Linked DNA regions of Mus musculus: all the other regions are linked to region 1. The links are chromatin loops, found by intact Hi-C in ENCODE. Cell type or tissue: left cerebral cortex. All regions are shown on one strand. Each heading gives the region's core, and the rest is flanking DNA. Links, peaks and the distances in the headings are about the cores only. Region 1 overlaps Zfp53 (zinc finger protein 53). Region 2 holds the start of Vmn1r234 (vomeronasal 1 receptor 234). Region 3 holds the start of Zfp948 (zinc finger protein 948).

Evidence for each region. Hi-C counts contacts between places; a loop is a spot of excess contacts. Peaks named below come from ENCODE experiments on the same cell type or tissue, not always from the same donor. Only the 100,000 strongest peaks of a DNase experiment are listed, where the experiment ranks them.
Region 2: it touches region 1 in a loop (8-fold over the local background); 6 of 42 quality-filtered maps call a loop at or near these places.
Region 3: it touches region 1 in a loop (6-fold over the local background); 2 of 42 quality-filtered maps call a loop at or near these places.

The regions. Positions count from the first base shown.
Region 1 is chr17:21,510,273-21,521,178 of GRCm38, reverse strand. Zfp53 (zinc finger protein 53) reads right to left here. Exons shown (of 5, transcript NM_013843.3): 5 at 10,702-10,906. Among named protein-coding and RNA genes, the nearest start is that of Zfp52, 20 kb to the left of the region's middle. In left cerebral cortex, for the core only: a CTCF peak has its summit at 5,279 (motif pointing right); DNase peaks (open chromatin) are centred at 4,239, 4,493 and 5,282; H3K4me3 peaks cover 1,417 bases; H3K27ac peaks cover 2,029 bases.
Region 2 is chr17:21,227,482-21,238,387 of GRCm38, reverse strand. It overlaps Vmn1r234 (vomeronasal 1 receptor 234), which reads right to left and starts at 9,562. Exons shown (of 1, transcript NM_134198.2): 1 at 8,572-9,562. The coding sequence starts at 9,562. The coding sequence ends at 8,573. In left cerebral cortex, for the core only: a CTCF peak has its summit at 6,573 (motif pointing left); a DNase peak (open chromatin) is centred at 6,556.
Region 3 is chr17:21,561,190-21,572,095 of GRCm38, reverse strand. Zfp948 (zinc finger protein 948) reads right to left here and starts at 5,118. Exons shown (of 6, transcript NM_001002008.2): 1 at 4,851-5,118; 2 at 2,969-3,047. It overlaps Zfp52 (zinc finger protein 52), which reads right to left. Exons shown (of 5, transcript NM_144515.2): 5 at 9,495-10,906. The coding sequence ends at 10,030. In left cerebral cortex, for the core only: a CTCF peak has its summit at 5,645; DNase peaks (open chromatin) are centred at 4,235, 5,154 and 5,663; H3K4me3 peaks cover 1,690 bases; H3K27ac peaks cover 1,356 bases.

The DNA of each region.
Region 1 (10,906 bases), core at 2,767-7,766:
TAGAAACAGACAAGTAGACCAATGGAATAGAATTGAAGACCCAGAAATGAACCCACACACCTATGGTCACTTGATCTTCGACAAGGGAGCTAAAACCATCCAGTGGAAGAAAGACAGCATTTTCAACAATTGGTGCTGGCACAACTGGTTGTTATCATGTAGAAGAATGCGAATTGATCCATACTTATCTCCTTGTACTAAGGTCAAATCTAAGTGGATCAAGGAACTTCACATAAAACCAGAGACACTGAAACTTATAGAGGAGAAAGTGGGGAAAAGCCTTGAAGATATGGGCACAGGGGAAAAATTCCTGAACAGAACAGCAATGGCATGTGCTGTAAGATCGAGAATTGACAAATGGGACCTAATGAAACTCCAAAGTTTCTGCAAGGCAAAAGACACCATCAATAAGACAAAAAGACCACCAACAGATTGGGAAAGGATCTTTACCTATCCTAAATCAGATAGGGGACTAATATCCAACATATATAAAGAACTCAAGAAGGTGGACTTCAGAAAATCGAACAACCCCATTAAAAAATGAGGCTCAGAACTGAACAAAGAATTCTCACCTGAGGAATACCGAATGGCAGAGAAGCACCTGAAAAAATGTTCAACATCCTTAATCATCAGGGAAATGCAAATCAAAACAACCCTGAGATTCCACCTCACACCAGTCAGAATGGCTAAGATCAAAAATTCAGGTGACAGCAGATGCTGGCGTGGATGTGGAGAAAGAGGAACACTCCTCCATTGTTGGTGGGATTGCAGGCTTGTACAACCACTCTGGAAATCAGTCTGGCGGTTCCTCAGAAAATTGGACATAGTGCTACCGGAGGATCCAGCAATACCTCTCCTGGGCATATATCCAGAAGATGCCCCAACTGGTAAGAAGGACACATGCTCCACTATGTTCATAGCAGCCTTATTTATAATAGCCAGAAGCTGGAAAGAACCCAGATGCCCCTCAACAGAGGAATGGATACAGAAAATGTGGTACATCTACACAATGGAGTACTACTCAGCTATTAAAAAGAATGAATTTATGAAATTCCTAGCCAAATGGATGGACCTGGAGGGCATCATCCTGAGTGAGGTAACACATTCACAAAGGAACCCACACAATATGTACTCACTGATAAGTGGATATTAGCCCCAAACCTAGGATTCCCAAGATATAAGGTACAATTTGCTAAACACATGAAACTCAAGAAGAATGAAGACTGAAGTGTGGACACTATGCCCCTCCTTAGAATTGGGAACAAAACACCCATGGAAGGAGTTCCAGAGGAAAAGTTTGGAGCTGAGATGAAAGGATGGACCATGTAGAGACTGCCATATCCAGGGATCCACCCCATAATCAGCATCCAAACGCTGACACCATTGCATACCCTAGCAAGATTGTATTGAAAGGACCCAGATGTAGCTATCTCTTGTGAGACTATGCCGGGGCCTAGCAAACACAGAAGTGGATGCTCACAGTCAGCTAATGGATGGATCACAGGGCTCCCAATGGAGGAGCTAGAGAAAGAACCCAAGGAGCTAAAGGGATCTGCAACCCTATAGGTGGAACAACATTATGAACTAACCAGTACCCCGGAGCTCTTGACTCTAGCTGCATATGTATCAAAAGATGGCCTAGTTCACTGCCAACCATTGGACTGAGCACGGGATCCCGAATGGGGTCCCCAATGGAGGAGTTAGAAAAAGGAATGAAGGAGCTGAAGGGGTTTGCAACTCCATAGAAAGAACAATAATATCAGCCATTTAGACTTCCCAGAGCTCCCAGGGACTAAACCACCAACCAAGAAGTACACATGGAAGTATCCTTGGCTCCAGTCCAGTCATATATGTAGGAGAGGATGGCCTTGTCAGGCATCAATAAGAGGAGAGGCCCTTGGTCCTGTGAAGGATCGACACCCCAGTATAGGGGAATTTGCGAGCAGGGAAGCAGGAGTGGGTGCGTGGGGGAACACCCTCATAGAAGCAGGGGAAGGGGGGAAGGGTTTCCTGGGGTGGGAGAACCGAAAAGGGGACAACATCTGAAATGTAAATAAAGAAAATATCTAATAATTTTTTTTTAAAAAAGAGTATACCATATGGGTTATACAATAACAAATGTTCATCCTTGAAAACATACAGACTGAGCAGGCTGTAATTTTATGTTTAGGAATCCACACAAACATACAACAGTAGTAAAAGAAAACTTATTAAGAAATAGTAAATGCCCATGTAAAGTCAAGGTTTTTGATCATCTAAATAAAAAAAAAAAAACTACAATAAAAAACTGAACAGGAATGGCTTCATATCATTTTCTATCATTATTACTCATATAAATAAAACTTAATAGGGCGCTAGAGAGATGATTCAATGGTTTTGAGCAACTGTTATTCTTCTAGAGATATTTCAACAAGAATGGAACAGAAAATAGAAATTAGTAAAGGGAGAGAGAGAAAAAGAAAAAACGAACAAAGAAACAAACAAAAAATTTAAAATCCCTGAATGAACTAACCAAACGTATGTAAGGTCTGTACAATGAAAACTTTGAATCGTGGAAGGAACTGAAAAAGACACTAACTAGAAAATGAAAAGATACCTCACACAGACATAATGAGACATAGTACTGGGAAATCTGGAAGCTCAAACTCCACGACACTGTCCTCAATATACTTCACAGTTACAGTAAGGAGAGCCTAGAATTTATATTGATGCACAAATTCCCGGGTACAGAAAAACCTCAGGAATATGTTACAATGCTCATGTAGTCCTAGTGCGATTCCAGATCAGCTCAATGCGGTAGAGCAGCGAATCCAGAACCTGCCCAAGAGCAATGACCATGGGAATGCAACCGAAACACCACAAATGTGTTGCAGACCAGACAGCCTCTTCAAACAATGGTACTGGGAAAAGTGTCTATGGGCATATAAAATATGAACCTGGGTCCAATTTTCTCCTATCATACAAGGAATCAGACTTTCATGTGTGATCTGAAACAGTGAATCCTGTAGATTAACAGAAATAGGCAACACTTGATATAAGAACTGACTGACAAAATATACTATGTAAAAATTTAAAATTCAGGGAAATAGTAAAATTAAGTATGAAGAGATAGCTTATCCAGCAGATATATTTACTTTATGTGTTTATAGTATCTATATATTATATTTATTATATTATATTATATATGGTATAGTATAGTGTAGAATAATGGACTAAAATCCAGAATCTATTTAAAAGCAAATAAAAATATAATCAATAAATAAGTATATTCTGCTTATTTATTTTGCTCAGCATCTGCTGGAAGGGAAAATGTGCACATATTAAAAAGCTCTGCACATATTAAAAAGTTCATAAGATATAAAAGATATATAATATAAAGAGATTCCAGTTCTACCCAGTCAGTGTCCATACTCAAGTTCCTACACAATAACAAATGAACTTCTTTCAATTAATATTCCCTATACTAAACAGGTAAACAGACTACACTACGCAAAAAAGAAAAATGACAGCAGATATTAAAAGATATTTTCTACAAAAGATTTCATATCTAAAGATAAAAAATATTGAGAAAGATTTCTTTAAATGCCATGAATATGGGGTTCAGTAAAGATGGCTAGTGATCATAACTATAGTAGTGACAGAAAAGTCAAAAGTATTAACATACAAAGCAGAGAGTATTAGGAAATGGTAAAGAGTCCGTTAGATAAAAAGTCCTTGATCAAGAAGGGTGCATGTCACCAAACACAGAATGCATATATCCGCATCAGACAGAAAACAGAAAAATATGTAAAACCTAAAAACTGGTACATTGCCTCTTGTGCTTTTCAGACATGACTAATATCTAAAAGTTCTACAGGGATGCCAAGTCACTAAGTATATATATATATACCCTGGGAGTTAGCGTGGATGAGTGTAAATTCCAAGAGCTTGGTCCGTTTCACCTCAACAAAGAGAACTGATATTCTCTTAGAATATTCTAATAAGAATATTTTGGTAATCAGAAGATCAAAACAAAAAACAAGCAAACAAACAAAAACCAGGATTACTCCACTTTATATGAGCTAAAATGTATCCACAAGGGAAGACATCCACCGCAGAATTTCAGAGCCAGCTTCCTCAGGAACAGAAAAGAAACTGCTCCTTCCTGTTTCCTAGCCCAGCAGCTCTGGTAGCCTGGCTGCAGTTCCAGCTGCGCTGCTGATTGCTGACTGACTCTCCCAGGATGCCCCGCGGCACCCGCGGCACCCGCGGCAGCCAGGAATTTTAGTTTCCCCCAAGTCCACCGTATCTTTCGACCCCAGATCTGCACCACGCGATTACCCACGGTGCAGGACCGCGTGCACGGGGGAAACCTGTCGAAGCGACTTCTGGCTTTGGCTCTAGGTAAAACTTCTCAAACTTCAGTAATTTAGCGTCCCAGCTTCCACCCACGTGTTTCTCCTAATTCCTCACACTCTACACAGTTCCCCTACACATCTCCATTAAGTCGAAAATCCTCCCAATGTGCTTCCGGATCTCCGATCTCCAAATATGTTTCCGGGTGAGCATCTGCGCCCCATCAGAGACCAGTCCTTCCCACTTTGTCTCAGGCTGCCTTTCACACAGCTCCAGCTTTCAGGCTGCTCCGGCTCTGCACAGCCTCCACACACTCTTGTGAGAGCGCCGACCACAAGTGTTTTTGGAAGGACGCTCCACCCGGTATCTGAGCCCCACTCGGGGTTCTAAACCCTTTAGATAAACGACAGCTCCCACCCCCGCCCCACCACCACCAAAACTGGAGCAAGAGCTGTCCCTGAATTAGTTGAATGCCTGTGGATTCCTTCCCCTAACCCAGTCGCCTTGTCTGACCTTAGTCAGAGAGGATATGCTTAGTCCTGCAGTGATTATGTGCTGGGCGGGAGGGGCTGGGGGGCGCTAGTGAATACAGGTGTGGTGGGAATCCCTCTTCTCAGAGGAGAATGGGTGCGGGGAGGGGAAAAGCTGCGAGGGACTGGGGAACTGATTTGGGTAAGGTGAATTATAAAAAAGACAAACAGCCTAACGTCTCCACTGGACTACCAACCTCTGGCTTATATATTTCATACCAAACAATAATAGACTAAATTCAGAAGCGAGAGTCCCATCCCCAACACACAAACATTAAAAAGCCAAAACAAAATACTGAAATATGAACTTGGGGAGAGATATTTAAAGAACTTGGATTTTGAAAAGAAGTAAGTGGTAAGGCCTTTGCAACAGCCTAGGGGTGAATTAATCCCGCGCTGTACTGATTTCCCCAATAGATGGCGGTCTTGTCATTTAAGTCTTCTGTGACAGCGATGCTTTGAGAGGAAAAAAAGAGAACGTTCTGTTTTCCTTTTTTTTTTTAAATGGAGTGGTGAATGCAGCCTCTTGGCTGTCGCAGATGCAGAAAATAAGTGAAGTATGTGTTCCCAGGCCTAAAAACGTCAGCTACACCACCCCATCTCTAGCTCTGGGAACAAGGAAGAAGAGGTGGTTAGAAAATAAGGGAAAGGTTAAGACACACCATTCTCTAGACTCCATACAAGTATTGTAATCAGTAACCAATAGCAGCTGTCTTTACCTGCACTGGCCTCACACAAGACCACAGTCAGTCTAGGAAAGGGAACAACAGCTCCCCTTACCTCTCAAACATTGGCTATGGATAGATTGTAGAAGAGTCACTCACTGTCTTTAGTTGTCATCCTGTGCTGAGCACATCAGGTTCCAATACATAGCTCCAAACCCAGTCTCACAAATGGCTCTGGTTCATCTCAGTGGATCACAAGCAATATGAATAGAGATGAACACAGTAGAGTGACTGTTGGAATTGTGGACCAGGATAGTGGAGAGGTAGGAGGTGAGAGTGGGCAGTATTAGATATGCCCATATGCACACACACATTCTGTGTATATATTCATATGAGTATGAAACAGCTAATAATAGAAATGGGGGCTCATTCATTCATTTATTGAATGTAGACAAGGTTTTCTGTGTAATCCTGTGTTTAATGGTATGTGCTACCATGCCCAGCTCAAGTTTCTTTGAAAAGACCACATGAGTGTGGAATTTTTGTTGTTGTACCAGTATCTGGTGGGATTTTTGTTTGATAATTAATTGGTGTGTTTGTCCATGAGGGAGACATTCCACCATACCATGATCATTATTTAGTTAAATGTAAAGGAATAGTTAGAGTAAGGAAGTCTTGTTTTTTGTGTGTGTTTCAAGAAGTATTAAATGTTAAGTAGCTTTGCGGTTAGCTCTTCTTTGCAGTTCTGATAGAATCCTGTCGATCTAATTGTGGGGTTAATTTCAGGGTTACATTTTATAATTGCTTAAGTCACATTGCTACTTTGTGGGGAGCCGCCCTCACATTCGCCGTTACAAGATGGCGCTGACATCCTGTGTTCTAAGTGGTAAACAAATAATCTGCGCATGTGCCAAGGGTAGTTCTCCACTCCATGTGCTCTGCCTTCCCCGTGACGACAACTCGGCCGATGGGCTGCAGCCAATCAGGGAGTGACACGTCCTAGGCGGAGGATAATTCTCCTTAAAAGGGACTGGGTTTCGCCATTCTCTCTCTTGCTCCTGAAGATGTAAGCAATAAAGCTTTTGCCACAGAAGATTCCGGTTTGTTGCGTCTTTCCTGGCCGGTCGCGAGAACACGTGTAAGACTACTTATCATCTTGTTTATATTATTTATTTCATGTTATTTACATTTGGTGTCTTATATGCACCTGGAACTTCATCTATTTCAAGTTAGTGATTTTATGCAATAGAAGTATTTAATGTGAGTAGAAATAAGATCTACTTGTTAACTCATTTCTATCAAGTGGGTTGTGCCCTTACTTTCTGGAATTGTCAAGACATTAAATCTTGGCAGTGGTTGTGAAAGCCTTTAATCCCAAGGACTCAGAAGACAGGCAGTCAGATCCTGTGAGTTCAAAGTCAGTCAAGGTTAGACCCTGTCTCTTCAAACAAACATACCAACAAACAAAGTAATCAGAAACAGTTACGCTTCATTGGGCAAGGTCATGCAAGCCTTCAAACCTAGAACTCATGAGGTAGAAACAGGGCAAGTCTATGTTCAAGGCCAGCCTGATCTACATACGGAATCTAGGCCAGCTAGTAATACAGACAGACCCTATCTCAAAATACACCAAACTCCTCTCAGAGAATTAGCTTGTGTGATACCAGAAGAAGCATGTAAAGCTCTAAAGGAAGAATATCATGAACAGTTCTACCCAGCTATAATGCCTATGAACCACATTGATGATCACCGTGTCAGGATAGCTCTAGAGGTTCAGTAATGGCAAGTTCACCTTGGTGAAAACCAACAGCTCTCTAATTGGACTTAAGATATTCATAACAACAGGGAAACTATGACTGGTACTGGAAAGCTAGCTAACTTCTCACTGCTGGTGAAGTTACGAATCTTGGAGGAGAACCAACCACCACCAATTTACTAATTCAGATTTGTTCCTAATAAAATTTAAATATTTTTTCTCATATCCACAAATAAATATAGTTTTCTTCCCTCAGTAAGGAAATTTTCCTTCCAACAGAGAGACCACTACAAAAAAATCTACAACTGCAAAATGTAGAGTTGTTGAGCCCACATATGATGGATATATCTACAAAACACTCATGCACCTAAGGCTCAAGGAATATTTTTGAAGATGGGCTATTAATATTCAAGAGGCAGAGGATCAAGGAGTTTGCTGTGAGATTGTTTCACCTAGTAATGCTAGGAGCTATATCCATAAAATTTCAAAATCATGACTGCTCAAACAAGAGCTGAACAAGCACAACAGCAATGGACATGCCAAAGTGGATGGGGAAAAGTCCACAAGGCCTCAATCCCTATGGAGTGTACTACAGGCAACTGACAATGCTGGCAGCAGGAGCCTCCCTCAGGGAGAGAATACCAACGAGTTATCCAAAGCCAAATGGTCAGCATTGGAAACATATACACAAGTAGTATAAGACAGACAGACAAGGTTAGATTTAGGAATATATATGTTATACATAAATTATACGTAATACACTCATACATATTATACATACAATAATAATGAAATGACAAGGCACGAATTTAAAAGAGAGCAGGAAAGAATATATGCAAGAATTTGGCAGTAGGAAAAGGAAATGAAGCATGATGTAGTTACACTATTATTATAAAATTTTACAGTACAAAAAAAAAAACAGAACAGAAGTAAAACAAACACAAGAAACCCAGACAAAAATAAAAAAGTTTGTAAAATTATCAGTGGAATTCAGACAAGGATTTCTTTAAGCTAACATGCTCCCCTAATTACAGTGTCCATCATCAGGAATGTTAACGACTCTTGGCATACACATGTGGGAAGGAGGCCAATACTGCTGGGGAGTGAGAACTAGAGAATCCACTCTGAAAATCAGTGTATATATTCTCAAACAAAGAAAGAAGTCTGGGTGTCACAGGACATAACTAACATGTGGCACTATTCCTGTGGAAACAAACACACACATATACTTATCCCAGATGAGGAATCAATGACAAATCAATGTTGGGAACCAACAGAGTTCAACTTGGGGCACCAATGTGGTTTCTTTCTATTGATGTTTCATCTGCATGTATTTTGGCGAACTATGTGTGTTCCTGGTGCTCACAGAGTCCAGAAGAGGGCACTGGATGCCCTGGAGTTAAGGTTACAGATTGAGTGCCCATGTGAGGGTGCTGAGAACTCAGAGTGAGTCTTCTGAAAAAGCAGACAGTGCTCTTAACCACTGAGTCATCTCTAAATGTCAGCGGACCAGTTAGTATAATGTGTGACTTACAAGAGTGTGGGTGAGTAGCTACTGATAGAAACAAAAAGGACCGAGTAACAGTTGCTTCACCCTGTGAGGGTGGTGGCTAATGAAGCTGCAAACCCGGGGACCACTGCATAGCTTGCAGGCAGCTCACCTGAGGTGGGAGGTTTGTCTTTGAGGCCACTCACTACATCCTCCAGACAGCTTGACCTGTTTTGTCTGATTCAGGCAACTTGACTGGCTGGGATCTGCTTGATGGCTGGTCTGAACATGTTCTGCGAAGCTCATTTTGTCTGATAGTGTCAGAGTCCATACTGATTATATATGCTTGAGGCAGGAGGGCACTGGTGAATTTTGCCAGTTTTGGGGACTTCCTAAAGCTGTTAAGTCATCTTTATCACCTTTAGTTTCTGGTGATTTTTTGTAGGATAGAATGTATCATCTCCCATAAGAACATCCATTTATTTACCTCTGTTTTAATATCCTATATTTTAAGGAACTTCTTCCAAATTGGAAGGTTTAATCTCAGTAGAAGCTGATGCATAACAATCACTTCTGGGCACAACCTCCAAGGACTCTCCATCTTTACCAAGGAGCACTTGCCCATCATGTTCATTGTACCTTTATTCACAGTATCTAGGCAATGGAATCAACTCAGATGTCTTTCAACTGACACATGCATAAATAAAACTGTGATACTTAGGTACAAAGGTGTATTACTCAGGTGTTAATAAAATGAAACTGGGAAATCTGGAAGCAAAAGTACATTTCTGAAAATTATGATGAGTGCTGCTGCCTAGTCCCAGCAGGCAAACATCACATTTCCACTCATGTGCATCGTAGCTTCAAACTTTTGTTTTGTGTGTCCTAGTGAGACTTCATGTGGAGGCCAAGATGCTAGAAATGCACCTGTCGTAGAGGGATTCAGGAAGAGAGGGTGGATATTAGAATATAGGTGATGTGAAAATAGAGTGGGAACACTGGGTACATAATGACTTAAACATATAGTGGAGTGATGGGGAAGAAAGGGGGCTGCTAAAGCTCCACTCAAATGAGAGATCCATGAATAACTACATGGAACCTTACTGTTTCGCATCCCATGTAAAAACATGTAATCAAAGGGGAGAGCAGGACACATGTGCTATAAAAGATTGGGGCATTGGACAATGTGTAATGTGTTTAACTGGAGATGAGGACAGGAAGAAAGAAGAGTGGGTGGGTTATCCAAAGTAAGGCTTTATGAAAAAGCCTTATGAAACGCCACTATCTTACAGGTTATATAGGAAATATGATTTTAAAGCCATTGAGCTGCTGTGTCACACTTAGTTAAATAATGCTACTGCCAGATGCCAGGGCTATTAAATGGAGCTCTCTGTACCAGATATTTCTATCTGCTTAGGACTTACTCCTCAAGGGGGGGGGGGTCACAGAAGCACCCCAAACAAAACAGGTCATTGTCAGTTCTCTTGCATGGCCGTCCTAAGCACATGGTGCTATTGATGACATCAAACACGTTGGTTTCGAGACAGAGAACAATCTTGAACTTACCAAGAAACTCTCCGAACTGGCTAGCTTTTGTAGCATTACAAGGTCTAGTACAGGCTGCTGGAAGAGAAATGATGTCATGGTCTTGCCCTTGAACCATGTACCCTAAAGTACCAATTCACTATCCAAGATGTGTGAACTCATACAGATGCACCTACCTCTATGTACAGAGCATTGCGATGGATGGTGTGGCATCATCGCATCCTTAGCCTTTGAGGTATTTCTAAGCTGTATGTCAGCATTCCAGCTATCACATGCACAGCCTATCTCATTACAGTTTGCCTCTTTCTTGATATTTGTAAGGGTTAACTCTATTATGAAGATTTTGTAAGTGAATGAAAGATGAGAATTAAAACATTTTCCTTCATGATGAATTTTCTTTAATCTCTGCAATTTTAGCACTATTTTGTAAAGCATTTGTGCAATTCAAAATATTTGTGTGAGATGTAATTTCCAAAGAGACATGGGAATTATATAAAATATACTTTAACATAGTTTCTCAGAACTATGAACTTTGTGATATACACTTTAATTACATACATGTTTGCTAATTGCTAATGTTATCATA
Region 2 (10,906 bases), core at 3,812-8,811, 280 kb after region 1:
AAAATGTAAGATCCACAGGAGATGGAATCAGGAATAGGTAATGACAATGAAGACTGCCACAAATGTTCTGCAAAGTTGTGGATAAGTCTGGTAGGTTGGGTATTAGGGGAGAGAGAGAGAGAGAGAGAGAGAGAGAGAGAGAGAGAGAGAGAGAGAGAAGATGAGACATGTTGCCGACTGTTTTTCTGCACACAACTGATTTTTGGTTGGATTTGGGGCCTACATAATCTTAGGCCCAAATATAACCCAATCTTACACAAGAAACCATGGAAAAGACCTTTGGCTATCCAGAGCATTGACCTCAGTGGAGACAGAAGCACTGTTATTTTGTCAATGAGATATGATGGGCCTTTCAAAATGCTGCTCAAACTCTTGTATATTCACCCAAATATTACTTTTGGTATTAGCTAACTCATGGAGAGAAACTACTAGTGTGGTGTGTGCTATGGTTAGTTTTTGGTCTCAAAAGATATCATGCCACGTTTCTGAGAAGAAGTGCTGCCATGAAGTAGTTTCCTACTATCAACAAAATTGAACAGCTGTCAAAGACCAGGGTAAACTGAGGCAGGGTGTAGTGCTGGCAATTGAATAGGCCAGCAAGAATACTCCCTGGGTAGTTGAGAAAGAATTTCTTTAGGAGCTGCAAGAAACTGGTGAAAAAGTCTTTGCGGGCTTGCAATAGGTCATAGAAAAAACTTGTTGAGGACTGCAAAATGCCAGTTAAAAGAAAAAAAGGTAGAAAGATTCACACACACACACACACACACACACACACATGCACACTCACACATACTGGATGAATGAAGCAAACTTCAACAAGCTCTAACCAGCAAGCTCTAAAGAACAAGTGTCAACAACTTCACATATACATACATACATACATACATACATACATACATACATATGTACTGTCTTAGTCAGGATTTTTATTCCTGCACAAACATCATGACCAAGAAGTAGTTGGGGAGGAAAGGGTTTATTCAGCTTACACTTCCATACTGCTGTTCATCACCAAAGGAAGTCAGGACTGCAACTCAGGCAGGTCAGAAAGCAGGAGCTGATGCAGAGGCCATGGGGGGATATTCTTTATTGGCTTGCTTCCCCTGGCTTGCTCAGCCTGCTCTCTTATAGAACTAAGACTACCAGCCCAGGGATGGTACCACCCACAAGGGGACCTCCCTCCTTGATCACTAATTGAGAAAATGCCTTACAGCTGAATCTTGTGGAGGCATTTCCCCAACTAAAGCTCCTTTCTCTGTGATAATTCCAGCTTGGGTCAAGTTGACACAAAATTAGCCAGTACACATACATATATACATACATACATACATACATACATACATACATACATACATACATACTGTACTGGCTTGTTTTGTGTCAACTTGACACAGCTGGAGTTATCACAGAGAAAGGAGCTTCAGTTGACGAAATGCCTCCATGAGATCCAACTGTAAGGCATTTTCTCAATTAGTGATCAAGGGGAAAAGGCCCCTTGTGGGTGGGACCATCCCTGGGCTGGTAGTCTTGGGTTCTATAAGAGAGCAGGCTGACCAAGCCAGGGGAGGCAAGCCAGTAAAGATCATCCCTCCATGACCTTTGCATCAGCTCCTGCTTTCTGACCTGCTTGAGTTCCAGTCCTGACTTCCTTTGGTGATGAACAGCAGCATGGAAGTGTAAGCCAAATAAACCCTTTCCTCCCCAACTTGCTTCTTGGTCATGATGTTTGTGTAGTAATAGAAACCCTGACTAAGACACATACAAACATACATACATACATACATACATACATACATACATACAAATACACATTCACATCATGAGTGGATAGAGCAAACTCCAACGAGTAGGCTCGAGCCACTGCTTTTTCTTTCCTACAGCTTATATGTACCAGTAAAATCTGGCAAGCAGTATAGAATTACAATGTGATATATATTTTGTACATTAAAATGCCCATTTTATTTTTCCTCTAGGGAATAAGTGTGAAAAACAGTATGTTCCCTAATACTTTCACATTACATAGCAGAAGTAAAGAAAACAAATTTTTCTCAAGACTCCAAGTACATTCATATCTAAATAACTTGTTATAGGCTAACAGTGTAAGCAATCAAAGTAACTTTTTCAGTTGCCAATTTCTGTTGCCAGCAGATAGGAAATTACAGTTACAAAGAAAGAATCAATTATGTAATTTTAACTTATAAAGTGATTTATAAAAATCTTAAATGAATCACAAATCTAAACTTTTATATAAAAAAATAGTCATTTCTTCTTTAAGTCATAAGAATGCACATCTACTCATCATCGACTTTTAATATATCACACAAGGAAGCTGAGGCAAAAATGTATCAAGACATTAATTACCACCTAAGTTGACAGGCCTGTCTCAGTAAAATTCACATTAGCCAGTGCTAGTTAGTCTTCCAATAGTTTTGTTCCCTGACCTCAAAATGTCTCTAGGTCAACTATTAAGAGTATGTGTGGATGCTTCAGTCCTATTTAGAAGAGGGAACAAAATAATTACGGAAGTAGAGGGTGGGAGGGACTTATGAGAAATAGAGGGAAATGGGGAAAAGGATGTCTAATCAGGTATAAGAGGGGATGGGGGAATGCACAGAGGCTCTCTGTGAATGCACAGGAAATTGAACAGAGGTGTGTAGCAATGGGGGATGGGGAACTGGGGTAGCCACCAGAAAGTCATAGACACCAGAAAAGAAAGAGGCTCCCAGGACCCAACAGTGATGGCATTAGCTGAAATACCCAATGAAGAGGAGGGAGAACCTGTAGAGACCATATCCAGTTGTCCAGACCAGCAGGACAGTCGAACAGGGACTTGAGGGGCCACCTGGAAGAGAATGGGGCACAAAGAAACACAAAGAACAGACAGCAAGACTAGTTTCTGTTCAAGCTGACAAATTTTTATTTTTCCCACACAGGTTATATACTCATAGGAACAGGAGGGGAATGTAGGGGGGTTGCTTTGTCTCTGGGTAATGCACCTATTCCCAGGAACAGAATAGTGACTGGGTAAATAGTTCAGCAGGAAGATCAGAGCAGAAAGGGTTATTACGCATCTATCTACAAGATTGATAGCTATTTTTTTCTCTGCTGACTTCCAGATCTGTGTCTATTTGTACTCAGGTGGACTAGTACTTTCCCACAGAGGCCAAGACTTTGTAAGTAAGCACTTATGGCTGACAAGTCAGCTAATATTCAAACAGGATCGCTGCCAACATCCAGTGGTGCAGCATGGCCTCCAGGTTGAGGAATGGGGCCACCTACCCACCTCCAAAACTTTGACCCAGAACTGCTACCGTCTAAAAGAAATACAGGGACAAAGAGTGGAGCAGTGACTGAAGGAAAGGCCATCCAGAAACTGCCCCACTTGGGAATCTATCACATATGCAGACATCAGACCCAGACACTATTGCTGATGCCAAGTGCTTGCTGACAGGAGCCTGATATCGATGTCCCGGAGAGACTCTGCCAGAGCCTTTACAGACAGATGAGGATGCTTGCAGCCTTGGACTGAGCACGGGGACCACAATGAGGGAGATAGGTGAAGGACTAAAGAAGCTGAAGGGGTTTACAACCCCATAGGAAGAAAAACAATATCAACCAAACAGACTTCCCCACAGTTCCCATGGACTAAACCACCAAAGACTACACATGGAGGGACCATGGCTCCAGTTGCTAATGTAGCAGAGGATGGCCTTATCTAGCATCAATGGGAAGGGATGTCCTCGGCCCTGTAAAGGCTTGTGCCCCAGTGTAAGGTACCACTAGGGCGGTGAGGTTGGAGTGGGTGAGTGGGTGGGTGGGATCACCCTCATAAAAGCAGGGGGAGAGGGATGGGATGGAGAATTTGCAGCGGGGAAATCAGGAAAGGGGATAACATTTGAAATATAAATAAATAAAATCTTCAATAAAAAGTTTTTTTTAAAAAGAGAGTGTGCATTTTTGAACTTCAAATTTCTCCCTAAGATTTTCTATTTCACAGTCACTAGCAAAAACACCCTAACTAACTTCACTAACAATTTTATCTTTCCAAATGCATACTAAGTGAGATGGCCATTACTAACAATCTACATGTCTATGTTCTTTACAGGGGTGGTGATTGAGTCATTAATTTGCTCCTGCAGCAATGCTTGAAAATTTTCAAGTATCATTATTGTAATTGCCAATGATAATGTTCAGTGAAGGGATGGAGACCACTTACAGATTTTGTATAATTCTTACATTAAGTTGGATGTGAAAGAAACAAGCAGAGAAAAACTCCAGAACACAAAGGCCACTGGATACATAGTACTCAAGAATGTGCCTCTGAGGCATACCTATCTTAGTTGTGCTAACTAATGTGCCATATTCCTTGAGTTTTAAAGGTGTTTGTTGTTCCTCCTGTATGACCTTCAGAAACACACATACAAGTATGTGTGTGTGTGTGTGTATGTGTATATGTGTGTATATATATATATATATATATATATATATATATATATATATTCACACACATCACTCCTCCAAATTGCTGCTATACTGAATAAGAAAGGGAGAAATACAATAAGAGCTAGAAAAAAGGAAATGAGTTTTTTACTGTTTCCTCTGAATTGAAATATCCATTCCATCATGAGGAAGGTGATCATAGACTTAGAAGGATTCTAAAGCTTTTTGTTGTCATATTGGTGAAACACTGAATGACTCCAGACCACAACACTGTAAGCAATCCCTTTTCCATACTTCTTTTAGTGGTCCTAAAAAAAAATCAATTTGTTTTCCAAGATACAAGGATTTTTGTGGGTTTGCTTTCTATGTGTATTTAAGTTCCCCAGGAAGAGCCTATCACAAAATAGTCTAAACACAATTCTAAAACTTTGTTCTGAAATTTGTTTCCTCTCCGGGGTAAATAGATATTTGCTCATGTTTCTTCAGAAACAGTGTCACTATTTAATTTCTTCAGACTAAAAGGGACTCACCATGTCTGAGAAAGAAGAACAAACAGCCCTTCTAAAATTATCCCACAAAATAGAAAACTGTTGTAGCTGTACTCTGACACCAAAATGAAACTAGTGAAAATTTATGTTTCCTGGTGTAGGGCCTAATTCTCAGAACAAGCCAAGACCCAGCTTTAAATGCCATAGCAATCCAGGGCTTACATGGGAAAAAAAACATATGGCTACACTTTAGTAGAGTAAGCAACCTTGATTACAAAAGCAGAAATAGCAGTTATCCTTGTGACCCATTCTTTTGTAGAACAACAAAATTGCCAACCCCAAATTGTTCCTGTCTAAAAGAATTGCAGGGACAAAAGTGAAGCAGAGACTGATGGAATGGCTGACCAGTGACAGGCCTAATTTGGGATCCATCTCATGGGCAAGCAATAATCTCTAACACTATTACTGATGCGGTATTGTGCTTGTACAGAGGAACGTAACATGGCTGTCCCCTGAGAGACTCAAACAGCTTCTGACTGAGACAGATGCAGATACTCATAGCCAAGCATTGGCCTGAGATCAGGAACCCAGATGGAAGGATTGAAGGAACGGAAGGGGATCCAACTCCACAGGAAGACCAACAGTGTAAACTAACCTGGACCTGTGGGAAGTCCCAGAGACTAAGTCACCAACCTAAGAGTGTAAGACCTCCTTTCGGGGACCCCCACTCTAGTCTCAGGAGAGAGAGCACACCCAAAGAAACATGACAATCCTTCTTTCTGCAAACACACGAGGCAGTTTAATGGCAGAGATCCGGGTCAAAAAGTATCTCAAGCACGAGACAGAGGATTTGACCCTGAGGCTCGAAAGCTAGGAGTTTTTATGAGGTAAAAGGCTTAGAGGTGGGGAATTCAGCATAGTGACACACTATTGGCTTATTCAAACATCAGCAGAAAAATTACATGTCAGCAAAAGAATACGTGCAGGCCAGGGTGTCAGAGTTCTGTGATTTGGATTTTTTTTTTTAATGCTAGCAGAGTATCTGGTTAATTTATGACTTTAAACTGTGCCAACGGGCAATGGGCAGAGGGAGGTGCCGGGCCAGATGGTTGTTGACTCAGTTCAGATAGCCCTGTTATGTCCTGACATTCCTCTTTATCTTTATGGCCAAGCTGTTCCCAGGAATGCTTTAATGATGGGGGCATGCCTGGGTTTGTTCTTCTTTGTTCTCAGCCCCAGGCAGCCTCTAGGCTCACAAACAATCAGCAATTTCTTATCCTGAGCTTATCCCCGTCCCGCAGGAAATAAACACAGGACACGCCAGATTCTTCCGTGGTTAACTTACTTCATAAAATATTGAGGTAGACAAAGAAGGCTCAGAAAGTGTGTGGCTTAAATACCCTTAAGGTGTGACGAGTCTAAACTAGGACCGGTAGCTACACCCACGATACTCATGCCCCCTGGGGATAGGCTAAAGCCCCCAGGGGTTGGGCTAGTGCCCAGGGAGATGGACAGGTGCCCCGGAAATGGGCTGGTGACTTTAGGCGGGCTTTTGCTCTTGCAGCTGTGCACCATGAGCTCAATCTAAACTGAGAGATCGGTTTGGCACGATGGAGGTTTAGCACCATCTAGTGACGGCATGTATATTGCGGCTTTCCACAATTTCTGAGTACTTTATATGACTTACAGGTCTTGAAATTTCATCTTTCTTTCAAGAGCATACATGGGCTGGACCATAGACCCTGGTACATATGTTGCAGAGGTCTGCCTTGCCTTGTCTCAGTGCTAGAGTATACACCTAATCCTGTAAAGACTTGATAAACTAGGGTAGGGGGATACCAGGGTTGGGTACCGTCTCAGAGGCAAAGAGGATGGAGGATGGGAAGACGAACTTTGTGAGAGGATACAGCATTTGGGATATAAATAAATAAAATAATTAATAAAAAGCATAGCAGACAATTTTTTCGAATAGTCTTCAGTGTCTGAGACAAAATGGAATCGGCTGCCAGGTTATACCTTGTATAAGCTAGGAACTTTCATGATGGAAGCGTTTTTACCTTGTGGCTTCTCATAAAGTAAGTTTAAACTTTAAGTATTCTGTTAGCCATCACAACAGTAACAGGAAGAGAAGAAAAGCAACTACATCACTAACAGAAACACAGAGATTGAAAAGGCCATGCTGAAGCTTTTTTATGGCTTTTTAGAATTCTCACCTGTCTACCAATTTCCTCTAGGCAGAAAGAAACAGAAGCCACCACCCACAACAGTTGACTTATTGTTTAATAGCACTGAAGAGAGGATCTTGCGATCCTTGCAAGTTTCTTCTTTCACAGACAAGGAAAAATTGTCTTCTTCCTGATTCCAGGGACCTCATCTCCCCCATACTTCTTCCTGAGAGAATGTTTCAATTTAGAGGAATCTACTGTACTATGAAGACAATCAGTAGCAAACAGCCACAATTAATCCTTGGCTGAAAGTTGTATTGAGAGGTAAAATCCCTGAAATTCCTTCCTGATGCTTGTTTGGTTGTTGTCAGACCCAGTTCTTTGCAGCCACAGTACAGGTAACAACTCCACCTGTGAGATCTTGATTCTAACCAAGGAAAAGCATGATGGAAAATGGAATAGTCATTTCCAAGGTTGAAGTTCCATGCACAGTGTACTTTTACTGGGAAATGTTCTTAACAACAAGAAAACTGACATTCATGAATGCTTCAGAGATACAAACTAATAACTGAAAATTTAATCTAGGAAAGGAATTCAAGCTTGTCATGTCCTAATTTAACATTTTTGATACTCATTCAATTATTTTAGATTTTGACTGTTTTCAACCGTAGTATGCATTTAATTTAAATTCCAATTATGTGTACATCACTATGTAAGCAATTAAAAGTAGTGAAAATCCACATATAGAAAAAAGTTGTGCTGGACAGTGGTGGTGCACACCTTTAATCCCAGCAATTGGGAGGCAGAGACCAACCTAGTCTATAGAGTGAGTTTCAGGACAGCCAGGGCTACACAAAGAAACCCTGTCTCAAAAACAAACAAACAAACAAACAAACAAACAAACAAACAAAAAAGTTGTATGGATGGCATAAAGCATATATCACATGGTGATGAGCACCCTCCATATTTCCACCCAATTTCCAGCAAGACAAAATCATATTGCATGGACTCAAGTGAAATATTGTGGGCATTAGTTACAAGGTTATTTTAACTAACACCACTAATATGAAACATAGGGAGAGCAATGAAAGAATTTCAGTTTATTTTCATTTTCACTCATGCCCCAGAAAGAAAAGCCAATATGAAATGCATTTTGTTTGAAAGCAATTTGTTATTGTTGTAGTTATCATTATTTCAGTTTCTAAAATTCACAATTATTTGCATCCTTCTATACCTTGTGATTGATATGTTCTGTGCTGTCTTCCAGTGGTATTTCTTGATGGATAGTAAACACAATTTCAGTAAATATGTGCTGACTTGTTCTTATATGAAAAAAAACAAGCAAAAACATACACATACCTTTAGCACTAAATATTGTTATACAAAATATAATAATATTCCTATTGAATACAAACATTTCTCTGAGCATGATAATTAATGTCAGAATTCCATAAGTGTTTGGAATACATAGGATGACCTTTAGGATTTTTGATAGTTTACCCAAGCAAAGCAATGGATGGATGTGCTGGAACCATGTCTCATGAGCAAGTAGGGGCTTACAGAAGCAAAACACATTGAGAATATTGCATGGATACTCACTAGATGCCAGGTAAGATTAACTAAAAAGTTTAAACAAATAGTTAAAAGTGTGGAGAGTGTATAGAAACATACAAAGGTACTCACTAGGAGAAGAATGGTTTGTGTTGCTCTGGACTCATGGCTGGATCTAGGGAAAATATTGCTCCTAATCATATGTTCCATCCTCTGCCTGTGCCTGTGCAAAATGAGAACCATGGAACCACTGGAGCACAGCATGAAAAACATGCACACAGCACCAGGGATAATCACGTGTGCTGCATGCAGTACTTCAGCAGTTTTGTCAAAAGAAAGAGAAGAACAGTAACCCAAGTCCTTGAGATTTGTGTTGTTAACATTGCACAATTTTGCAGACATATACTTAAGGGAAACAATGCTAAAAAGGAGAGATAGAATCCAAGTCAAGTATAGGGAAGAGCTGATGCACTTGGGTGCTTTTTTTTTTAAGATTGTCCAAATGGCATCCTCTGGGCTGATAGTGATGACCTGGAAGACACTCAATAAGCATGCACTGCCGAATGACACGCCTCTTCCCACCCTATGAAGGTAGGAAAGTAGTTTGCACTCAAAATCATTGAAGAAACATTGAAAACCAAAAGCTGCCATTGCTTGTGGAACACCTTTACATAGGAGAGTTAAGAAGTTGGACACAATCAAGTGCATCAAAATCCAGTCCATGTGCTTTAATTTGTATGATTTGAAGTAAAGCACTATATAATTGTAGAGGAGACACGAATTGCCCAAAACTCCAGCAACAGTCTGTGATACCAAAATAACCCCTATAGCCATATCACCAGAAGTGATTTGATGAGACCCTTCTGCCTGATCCCGAGGATTCTGCATGAGGAGGTAGGCATGGACTACTTGCTTCATGTTACTTAAAACCTGGCATTTGCCATGCAAGTTATTCTCACTAGAATTAATAAGTGATTCACTGTGATTTTTTAAATGTATAGATCCTAGATTTCTAAGAAAAACAATGTATAATTAGTTGACCCTTCTAAACCTATAAGGTATATATTATTACTTAATGGGTTATCAGTGAAGATGAAGGAATCTGAGTTACATACAGTATAGTTGAGATTTAGAAATTTTGCTTGTTTCAGGATACTGAGAGGCATATCTGGCTAGGTGGTGATATTTTGGGTGTATAACCATTTCACATGCTCCATTAGTTCTAGTTATTTATTGGGCTTTTCAGGTATACTTGTGGAGTATTTGCCTCTAATTTCTTATGTTCCTATTGTGTCACATGTGGCTAGACTTTCATGATTTCTTTCTATTTCAAGTAACCATTGGTTTGTGAATATTAATGGTATAGACCAATATAAATTATTAGTGAACATTGAGATCTGTTGATAGAAGTGCATAAGCTATTCTATCAAAAAACTCAGGGTCCTGAAAGATTATATGTCTTTGCAATGAATAAAGTGCAGCATGAGTCAAAGGTGTTGACCTAGAACTCACTTATTTCATATAAAGAAAAACAGCACATCAAACAATCACAAGACTTGTTGGTTGATCAGTGGTCAAAGCATCACCTTATAAAACAAAGAAATCACACAATAGCAAAAATGTATAGAAAGGAATAAATACAATGCTTATTTCCTGGGATGAACTGATGTACCAGTCATTAGCTGAGCTTAGTAGTGCTAGTAGCATTGAAGCAGGTTTTCATTCTGATTTTTATAACAGTTTATGTACACAAACTTGAATGTTTGTAACCCAGGCATGTCCCGTATGATATAGTTTTTTTCAGAACTCATTTCATCGGGTGTACTTATCAGCCCTTACTTTTTTCACCAGTATTAAGTAACCAGAAAAAGAAAACAAAGGAGTCTTCTGAGACTTCATATGTTCACATATTCTTCTCTATCAACAAAGAACATCTTAAATCGATGAAAACATTTTGTGGCTCCCATGAAAATTGATGCTACAAACTGTTTACTTTTGTGTTAGCTCTTGCTGAATGTCCTCACCAAGGCTACAGACAGAAATAGACTCTTGGTTAGAGATGGGAATGTTATCCGGATGATTACTACTAGTATCTCACTTACCTGACTCATTTTCATGGTTTTCAAAGTTATCCAGGCTTTTCATTAATCATTCTTGTTGACACTTCACCAGAAGAATCCTAAACTAGATTTTTCAGGGCTACTAACATTATACACATATTCCATCAAGGCTTGATTTCTAGTTTGTAATGAATGTGCAGAA
Region 3 (10,906 bases), core at 2,902-7,901, 51 kb before region 1:
CTTGGAGGAGGAGGAGAACCTACAACCAGTAATTTACAAAACCACCATAATTCCAAATAGCATTCTACATATTTATCCTAATTCCCATATATAAATGTACTCCTGACCCCTCATCAAGGAAAGTTCTTTCTGGAACACATGGATATTATACAGAAAACTACAGTCAGTCAAATTGCAGAGCTCTGATGCTCAGTCTCAACTGACACATAAGCAACACAAGTCCCGCATCTAAAGCTCAGGGGTCACTGAGAAAGAGGGTTTAAAGCAAGTTAGGGTTTGCAGGAAAGGAAGTTTTTTTTTTTTAATCAAAATAATTTATTTAATTCTGTGCTTTTCAAATGTCTGTCTAGTTTGTCAAATATTATAAATATTTCATTCAAATAGGCCAAAACCCCAATATCCTGAAAACTGTAAGAGACCCTAGGTCCTGAGGGTGTTCGATGCCCCAGTGAAGGGGAATGCCAGGGTGGTGAGGCAGGAGTGGTTGGTTGGTTGGGGGAGCCCCCTCATAGAGGCAGGGGGATAGGATAGGGGGTTCCCGAAGGGGAGACTTGGAAAGGGGAAAACATTTGAAATGTAAATAAGGAAAATATCCAAGAAAAAAATAGGGGGAAAAAAAAAAGAAGGAAGATATTTTAAGGGCCAGAGGAACAGGATGTTGGCTCTGAGATTGTCTAAACATGAGCTGACAACACCAAGAAACATGCTATATGGAATGGAGAAAACTCACTCGGCCTCAACCCTAGTCAAACACTAAGGAATTCAGTGGAGAATTAGTTGGAGAAATAGCCTTTCCCAGAGAATAGAACATCCAATATCAAATGTTCACCCCTGAAAACATACAGATTGAGTAGGGTGTATTTTTATGTTTGAGAATCCACACAAACATACAACAATATTTAAAGGAAAAATTATTTAAAATAATAAATGTATGTTTAAATTGAAAAATGTGTACATACCACATAAAAATGATTAGAAGGCTTTAGACCATTTTCTCTTATTCCTATGCACAAAAATTACACTTAATATAGGGATAGAGAGATGGCTCAGTACTTTCACTGTTTACTGTTTTGTAGAAATCCAAGTTCCATAACTAGGATCAATACATGGTTCCCAACTGCCCATAACTCCAGGTCTAGAATAGATATGATGCAAGCAAAATACTCATATACATATGACATAAATATCTAAATGGAAAATAGTACAATGCTTGAGCAATTCCAATGTGATTCCAAATGATCAATGCAAAAGTGCAGCAGATCCAGAACCTGTCCAGTAGCAATGACCAGGTGAATGTCACCAAAATATCATAAACATGTGTTGCAGACTAGACAGCCTCTTCACACAGTAGTACTGGGAAAAGTATCTATCTGCATATAAAAACATGAACATGGGTCCAAGTCTCTCCTACCATACAAAGAATCAAAGACCTTCATGTAGGATCTGAAACAGTGAATCCTGCAGAATAACAAGGTAATGACACTTGATACAAGAGCAGGAACTGACAAATAGTACTGTGTACAATTAAAATATCCAGCGTAATACTGAGAATTATAAAGCTTGAAGAGACAAACTCTCCAGTAGATAAATATATTAGGTTTCTACAGTATAATGGATAGAAATATAAAACCTATTAAAAATTATAAAGGAAGGAAACAATAATATAATTAATAAATATGCAAATTAGTTGAACAGACCATACTCAAGAGCAGATGAAATGTTCAATATGTACATAATAAAAAGCTCTACATTTCAGGTCATAAGAAAATGCAAATTTGCTATACAGAGGTTCCAATTTTGCATTGTCAGTGTCCACTCAGAAGTTCCTAAATAATAACAAATGCACTTGTTTCAGTAATTTAATGAAATGTACATGGATAATAATCTCTAAGCCAAAAATTTAAACAGCATTTCAGAAAAAAAAGAAAAAAAGGTAACAACCAAAAAACTCCACAAAATGAAAGCTAAGGTTAAAAATATGTTTTCTACCAAAAATTCATTTCATATTGACAGATACAAAACACTGAGAAAGAATCTTTTTTAAATACTATGAATTTGGAGTTCAGTAAAGACTGATGATCATAATTATACTAGTGACAGAAAATTAAGACAAAAGTATTAATATACAAAATAAGAGTACTAGCAAATGGTCCATTAGATAGAAAGTCCTTGACCAACATGGGTGCAGATCACAAAACCTAGAATGCAGACATCTGTAACAGACTACATAAAACATGTGAAAACAGGCACACTGACCATGTGCTTCTCAAACATGAGAAGACAACTGAGGAGATGCCGAGTAATTCCTATTAAAATCTTATTTGCATATTTTACAGAAAGTAATCCTGAAAGTACCAAGGAGCAGCACAGAGCTGGAAAATACGAAGAGGATCACACCTAGAGGTGATCTCACAGTATATTACAATCACAGCAATGGAAACCACTTGGAATTGTCATGACAACAGACAATAGGAGATATCCATGGGAAGACAGGATGGACTGTGTTTACATGTCTGCAAATATGGTGCCTGATTCTCATCAAAACTCTGTTGGCATTATTTCCAGGAATGGTGAAATTGACACTAAAAATTAAAGAAGGTGTTAGAATAATAAAAGATCCAAAAATTATTAAACATTACATCTGGAGGTCTTAATTTATAATTTTATAACATATGAAAATCATTGAAATGAAAATCATTTAATATTGGTATGTAGATCAGTGATATGCGTGGAATAAGGACAGCATCACTCACACGCACAGTCAAGTAAAATCGTATTGCCACCTAGCATCAGTTCTTCTGAACAAAGTCTTCTCACTTCTACAATAGGATAATCCTGAAGAGATTTTTGTCAGTGGAAGTCTCCAGAACTATTTCTAGTGAAACAGAAGGCGGCAAAACTGATTTCATGTCCCACTTCCACATTCACTTGAATCCCTTACCATCCCTTCACCAATCCTCCAACATACCTGGATCCTTAGCTACTGTGTTCTCCCTCTCCACCTTCTAGGTTTCCACAGATAAGCAGGTCTGGGTGATCAGCGAACCCTGTACATGAGAAAGTGATTCTTCAAAAAGCACCTGGATTTGTAACATAGTACTGTGATCAGTAGGTTAAGAGAGGATTGCACAATGATCCCCCCCAATTCTCATGCAGTTTCAGAATATTGAAAATATTTAGAAAGCATTTTTGGTTAGCATAAGTTGAACCTCACTTCTATTTATAGATCAGTGAAAGCTGGTGGGCAAAAATGAAATGGAATGATATGGATGAGAATATTATATACTAGGGAGGTCGTTATTTATCCTGGACTAAAAATGATGGACGCCTTATACCCCCAAAGGGATTAAAAATCCTTATACCCCCAAAAGCTTGCAAAATAAAACACCAAAAACCCTGAGGAGGAGCAAGGGAGGCTGGAAGCAAACTATTCTCACCCATACAAACCAGACGGCTGTAATTCTGCAACATCCAGTCTCTGTACAAAGCCTCCCCAGCATGGTCCTGACATTGCCCCTCCTTCTTGAAGAAGTCCACAGTCACACCAGTGGCTGTGAACTGACCACAAAGTACAAAACAGCAGTAAAAATATTTGTCTTGGTTCACACCTTTAATCCTAGCACTCAGGAGACAGAGTTGGGTGGAACTCAGTGACTTCCACTCCAGCCTGGTCTACAAGGTGAGTTTAGTCCAGATGTAGCAACAGAATGGGCTCAGGGATCAAACACAGCAAACAAAAGAACTAAAAAATTACAGTTTGGTTGTATGTCCATAGAGTCCTTTACTAGAAAGGAGACAAAAGACTACTATTGACATTTTTCTAATATAGAAGAGTTAATTTTTCAAAAGACGCTTTATAGTTTTATAGTTTACAACAATACGTTTCATTCGTGTTTTCATTTTTCTTCTCCCGTTTCCAATAGACGGGATTTCTCCATAGCCCTGACTGTCCTTAAACCATGTCTGTATACCAGGATGACAAGGATCTTCTAGACCTACCTGCCTGTTTCCCAAGATAGGGATTAAAGATTTGTGCTTATAATGTCCTTTCTAACTGTGAACTGTAACAGATGTGCAGCTTAGTTGTCATGTGGGCCCTGTAACAACTGGAGCAGAGCCTGTCTCTGACTCTGTTGTCTGCCTTTGGATTCCTTTTCCAACTGGGCAGTCTTGTCTAGCCTCAATGGTAGATAAGCCTAGTCCTACTGCAACTAGACTGGCTGAGCCACTGGACTCCTCCCCTTCTCTGAGGAGAAATGGAGGAGGAAATTGGTGGAGGAGAAGCAGGAGGAATGGACTGGGAGGAGAGGAAGTGGGGGGAGGGGTGGTGTTTGCGATAGAAGTGTAAAGTAAATAAATTAATAATGAGAAATAAAAGTTTACTTATAAATGTTAATGTTCACAACCATACCTATGTAATTTGCAAAAATAAAATATTCTTTCAGATTATTTGCAACCACTCCTTTATATATAGTATCTAAAAGATATCCGGGGATGCCAAGTCACTGTAAGTCTCCTGGTAAAACAGGCCAGTTAGAGTGAATGAATGTAAATTTCAAGAGCTTTTTCCTTTTAACCTGAACAAACAGAATTGGTTTTCAAAAATCAATACATAAATTCAAATATTCTACTACAGTATTCTAATAGGAACATTTGGCATTCAGAAGTCAATTTAAAAAAAAAAAAAAAAAAAAACAGGATTAGTCCGATTTATGTGAGCTAAAAGTTCTCGACAAGGGAAGAAAGACATCTACAGCAGAATTCCCGAGCCAGGTTCCTTAGAAGCAGAAGACAAACCGATCACACCCTGTTCCCTTCCCGCCCTTTTCCAACCCCACAGCTCCTCTGACCTGGGCGGTTCCAGGGCCGCCTGGCTCCGGTTCTCGCCGCTTTGCGACTGATTGCTGATTCCTCCAGGATGCCCCGCAAGGCACCCGCGGCTGCCTGGAGTTTTAGCTTCCCACGAAGTCCTCTGTGTCCTCTGACCCCAGGTCTGAACCACGCGATTCCCCACGGGGCAGGGCCGCGAGCTCTGGACCTGACAGGTCCTTGACACTTCTGGTTCTTCGTCCCACGTTTCCAGCCTCCCACACCCAGTTTCCAGCTTCCGTTCACGTCACTGCCCTAACTCCTCCCACTGGGAATACTCCTCCCACTCGGAACACTATGTTTTCCACCCCCACCTAATGTCTAACAACCTTCCACCATGTTTCTGGGTGAATATCCCTGCCCCGCGAACACGTCCCTCCCACTTTGTCTCAGGCTTCCTGCCATACAGCTCCAGCTGTCAGGCTGCTTCGGACCCGCTATGCACAGCCTCCCAGTGGCCACTGTCTGCCTAGACCAGAACTGGGCCTAATAGGACGCTGCACCCCGGTATCTGATCCCCATCCTGGGTACTGAATCCTTTAGATGCAAAATAGCCTAAAACTAGCCTCTAGGACACATACTTCATACCAAACAATAACAGGCTAACTTGAGAAGCCAGAGTCCCATTCCCAACACACAAACATAGGAAGCCAATACCAAATTCTGAAAATTTGACTATGGTACAGACATTCAAAGAACTTGGATTTTGAAAAAAAAAAAGAAAGGTGTCTAAAGAAGTCAGTAGTCATCGTTTTGTCATCAGCATAGGGCTGAAGTCATCCCGCACTGTACTGCTTTCACCACTAGATGTCATTTTACTAACTCAGAAAGGCATTTGTCTTCTGTGAGTCATTCACGAGGCTCTTTTCTCATGACAGATTTCTGGTGGATGCAGACTCTTGGCTAGCCCAGTCGCAAAAAAAAAAAAAAAAAAAAAAAAGTAAAGTACGTGGTTCTAGTCATAAAAAAGTCTGTTACTCTATAACAACTCCAGCTCTGGGAACACTGAGGAAGAAGAGTAGGTTAGGAAATAAGGGAAAGAGGGAAAAGGGCTAAGACACACCATCCTCTAGATCCCATACAACTATTGTAATCAGTAACCAACAGCAACTGTCCTTCCCTGCACTGGCCTCACACAAGACCACAGTCAGTCTAGGAAGTGGAACAGCTCTCTATATGTTGGCTATGGATAGAGTGTAGAAGAATCACTGCCTTTAGTTGTCATCCTATACTGAGCACATCAGACTCCAGCAAGGTCTCACAAATGACTCTGGTTCATCTCAGTGATCCCAGGCAAAAATGAATGGAGATGAACACAGTAGAGTGACTGTTGGAACTGTGGACCATAGTGAAGAGGTAGGAGGTGAGAGTGGCAGTATTTGAAGTGGGCACAGAAACACACAATGCTGTCATGTGTGTGTGTCTGTGTTTGTGATATATCTAATAATAGAAAAGGGGGGGGGGTATTTATTCATCCATTCATTATAGACAGAGTTTCTCTGTGTGTACCTGTGTTTAAAAGCTGGTGCTAAGCCGGGTGTGGTGGCGCACACCTTTGATCCTAGCACTCGGGAGGCAGAGGCAGGTGGATTTCTGAGTTAGAGGCCTGCCTGGTCTACAAAGTGAGTTCTAGGACAGCCAGGGCTAAACAGAGAAACCCTGTCTCAAAAAAACAAAAACAAAACAAAACAATACAAAACAAAACAAAACAAAAAAACGGTGCTAATGTGACCAGATCAATTGTTTAATTTTAACACCAGTGTGAGATTTCTTTTTGGTTGTATCACTATGTGGTGGGATTTTTGTTTTTTGAGACATGCTGGCCTGGAAGTCACTGAGATTAGCGTTCCCTGCCTCTGGAATGCTAGGATTGATTCAAGGCATACTCCACCATGGCAGGTTCAGTATCTCGTTTACTATCAGGTAATAGAGTTTAAGAGTCTTGATTGTTGTGTGTGTGTCAAGAAATATTAAGTGTTAAGCTGATTTGTTGTTAGTTCTTTGGAGTTCTGATAGACTCCTGTCATTCTACTCATGGAGTTCTTTTAAGGATGGCATCTTATAATTGCTTCAGTCCCATTGTTTCTCTTAGTTTTATTTATATTATTTATTTCACATTGTTTATATTTGGCATGTTATATACATCATTTCAATTAGAGTATTCTATTTAGTAAAATAGAAGTCTTTAATATCAGTAAACAGAAGATCTTATTAGCACATTTCTATCAAGTTAGTTGAGCCTTTACCTTGCGTAACTATCAGAACCTTATGAGCTGGGCAGTGGTGGCATATGCCTTTAATTCAGGCACTCAGGAGGTCTCTGTGAGTTCCACATCAGCCAAAGTTACACAATTGAAACCCTGTCTCTACAAACAAACAAACCAACAAGCCAATCAAACACATAAGAAAACAGTATGTATAGTCAGGCAAGGTCTTGTAAGCCTTCAAACCAAGCACTCAGAAGGCAGGAACAGGGGAACTCTGTGTTCAAGGCCCCCCTCGTCTAAATAGAGAATCTAGGACATCTTGCAATACACAGAGAGATCCTGCCTCAAAATAAAACAGACTCTTCCCTGAGGAGGAGCTTGTATGAACCCAGAATCAGCCTGCAAGCTTCCAAAGCAAGAATCTAACCAACAGTCTTACTCAGTTATGATGCCGATAAACCAAATCAACAATCATCTTGGCAGGACAACTCTAAGGGTGCAGTAACAACAAACTCATGTTGGTGGTAAACAACAGCTCTCTAGTTGGATTTAAAACACTCTTAACAAAAGAAAACCATGACTGGTACTGGAAACATAGCTACCTACTCAGTGCTGGTGAAATCAGGAATCTTACAGGAGACCAACAACCACCACTTTACTAAAGCAGCATAATCCCTAATAAAAATCTAAACATCTTTTCCTTGTACCAACAAATAAATGTAGGCTTCTTCCCTCATCAAAGAAACTTCTCTTTCAACAGAGACCACTACAAAAAAAAAATCCACAACAAATCAAAATGTAGAGTTGTGAAGCCCATGCCTAATGGATACATCTACAAAACACTTATGCATCTAAGGCTCAAGGAATATTTTTGAAGATGGGTATCAATAATCACGAGGCAGAAGACCAGGAAGTTTGCTGTGAGGCTGTTTCTCCTAGTAATGCCAGGAGCTTATCCATAAAATCTCAGCCACACAACTGTCCAAACAAGAGCCGAACAAGCACAACAACAATGGACATGCCAAGGTGGATGGGAAAAGCCCACAAGGCTGAGCTCAATTTCTACAGAGTGTACTACAGGCAACTGACAATGCTGGGAACAGGAGTCTCCCTCGGGGAGAGCATACCAACTAGTTATCCAAACCAAATGGTCAGCATTGGAAACATATACACAAGTAGCATAAGACAGACAGAAGAGGTCAGATTTAAGAATATATATGTATATTAATTATACATGTTGAAGTCTGTTTCTCTAAACTGGTTCCCTGGCATTACTTCTTATAAATAACTATAGGCATTTTGCTTCAGGCCTGCCATATTCCTAAGACTAAAAAAGAGAGCAGCCTGACTATAAGACACAGAACAGATAATTTGGCTCTGAGTGAGGTCAAGTTGACCATACATCCTGCTATGGTCAGAGGTTTGTCATCATATTTTGAGAACTGCTCTCCTTGGAAGGTTCCACAGCTGCATGGAGCCTTCACTCAGGGTCAAGAAAAAAAAGGTCAACTTGAACTGTTATGCCTGAGTTACTAAAGACAAGCAGAAAAAAGACTGATCACCCTACAGATACCCTGTATCTGCTTATGAGCTCATTATGTTTTTTTCTTTATATAAAGTGAGCCTGGATAATGTACAGACACGCAGATTTCAGCTCTCCAGTCTGAAACTTTTGCCACGATGATCAGTTTAATTGTGTACAATAAACTGTACATGTCTGACTGAGATTGGTGTTCATGTGGTTTGTGGGACAACTCCTGAACCCCAGCAATACATATCTTATACATACATACATACATATTATGCATACAATCACAATTAATAAAACGAGAAGCCATGACCTTAAAAGAAAGCAGGGAAGAATATATGGGAAAATTTGTCAGTAGGAAAGGGAATGGAAACATTTTGTATTTACACTAATATCTTAAAATTTTACAGTACAAAAAAAGCAGAAAAGATAAAATAAATGAAGGAAAAATATTTCAACAAACCTAAAGAAAAACTAAAATAAACAAAACAGTTTGTAAACTTATCAGTGAAATATATAAAAGAACTCCTATAAGCTACCATGCTGCCATAGCTACAGTGGCCATCCATCATCAGGACTAGAAATGATAATTCCTGTTGGCATAAAACAAGTGGTCAAATACTGCTGAGGGAATGAAAACCAACAAATCAACTTTGAAAAATCAGTGTCTATATTCAAAGAGAGAGAGCAGGCAGAAAGAAGGAGGGAAGGGAAAAAAAGAAAGGAAGGAAGGGAGAAAGAGAAAGAAAGGAAGGAAGGAAAAGAGAGAAAGAAACCTTTACATGGTTTATCAGAAGTATGAACTATATGATGTATAGTACAATTGCATATCTTTGTCAAAATTTTAACATTATTGCATGTTGTCCTTACTATGATTTTTTTTTTTTTCTGAGAAAGGGTCTATGTAGTTCGGGAAGTCCTGGAACTGGATTCACAGTGATCTCTGTCTTCTGTGTGCTGTGATTAAAGGCATGTACCATTTTACCTGTCATTATTATGAATGGTTGGATGTTGAATAAGCTATATGTTTTTGTTATAGCTTTTCTCAGGGATGGCAGAGAAGGCTCAGTAGTTAAGAGCACTGGCTGCAATTCCAGAGGATAAGAGTTCAATTCCCAACATATAAACAGCTACACACAACTGTATATAATGCCAACTTCAGGGGATCTGATGCTCTCTTTTGGCTTATACGTGCGCCAGGCATACATGTAGTACACAGAAATACTTACAGGCCAGGCATACATATTAAAAGAAATAAAAAGCTTTCCCCACAGTTACATTTGCAGAATTTTATTTTAATATAAACTCTGATTCATTTTGTAAGATTTCAATCCTCATTAAAGGCTTTAACCATCTAGTTATGTTATCTTTATGTTGCAATCACTTATCTCATTTGATTTGCAAGCAGAGAATACCAGATATATGTTATGTCACATTATTTACAAGGGAATGTTTTCCTCCTGTATGAATTTTCTGATGTCTTCTCAGATTCGAAATCCACATAAAGGATACGTCACAGTTTTCGCATTTGTAAAGTTTCTCTCCAGAATGAGTTCTCTGATGGACTCTAAGATAGGAGCACCTAGTAAAAGATTTGTTACATTCTTGACATTTGTAAGGTTTCTCTCCAGTATGAATTTTCTGATGTGTTCTAAGATTCGAAATCCACAGAAAGGATATGTCACAGTCTTTGCATTTGTAAGGTTTCTCTCCAGTGTGAATTTTCTGATGTCTTCTAAGACTTGAAATCCACAAAAAGGATATGCCACAGTCTTTGCATTTGTAAGGTTTCTCTCCAGTATGAATTTTCTGATGGTCTCTTAGAGTTGAACACTGAGTAAAGGATTTCTCACATCCTCTACATTTGTAAGGTTTCTCTCCAGTATGAATTTTCTGATGTCTTCTAAGACTTGATATCCACATAAATGATATGTCACAGTCTTTGCATTTGTAAAGTTTCTCTCCAGTATGAATTTTCTGATGGTCTCTAAGATATGAGCACCTTGTGAAAGATTTGTTACATTCCTGGCATTTGTAAGGTTTCTCACCAGTATGAATTTTTTGATGTGTTCTAAGATTTGAAATCCACAGAAAGGATATGTCACAGTCTTTGCATTTGTAAGGTTTCTCTCCAGTATGAATTTTCTGATGGACTCTAAGATTTGAGCCCGTAGTAAAAGATTTGCCACATTCCTTACATCTGTAAGGTCTCTCTCCAGTATGAACTCGCTGATGGACTCTAAGATTTGAGAACCAGGTAAAAGATCTGCCACATTCCTTACATCGATAACGTCTCTCTCCA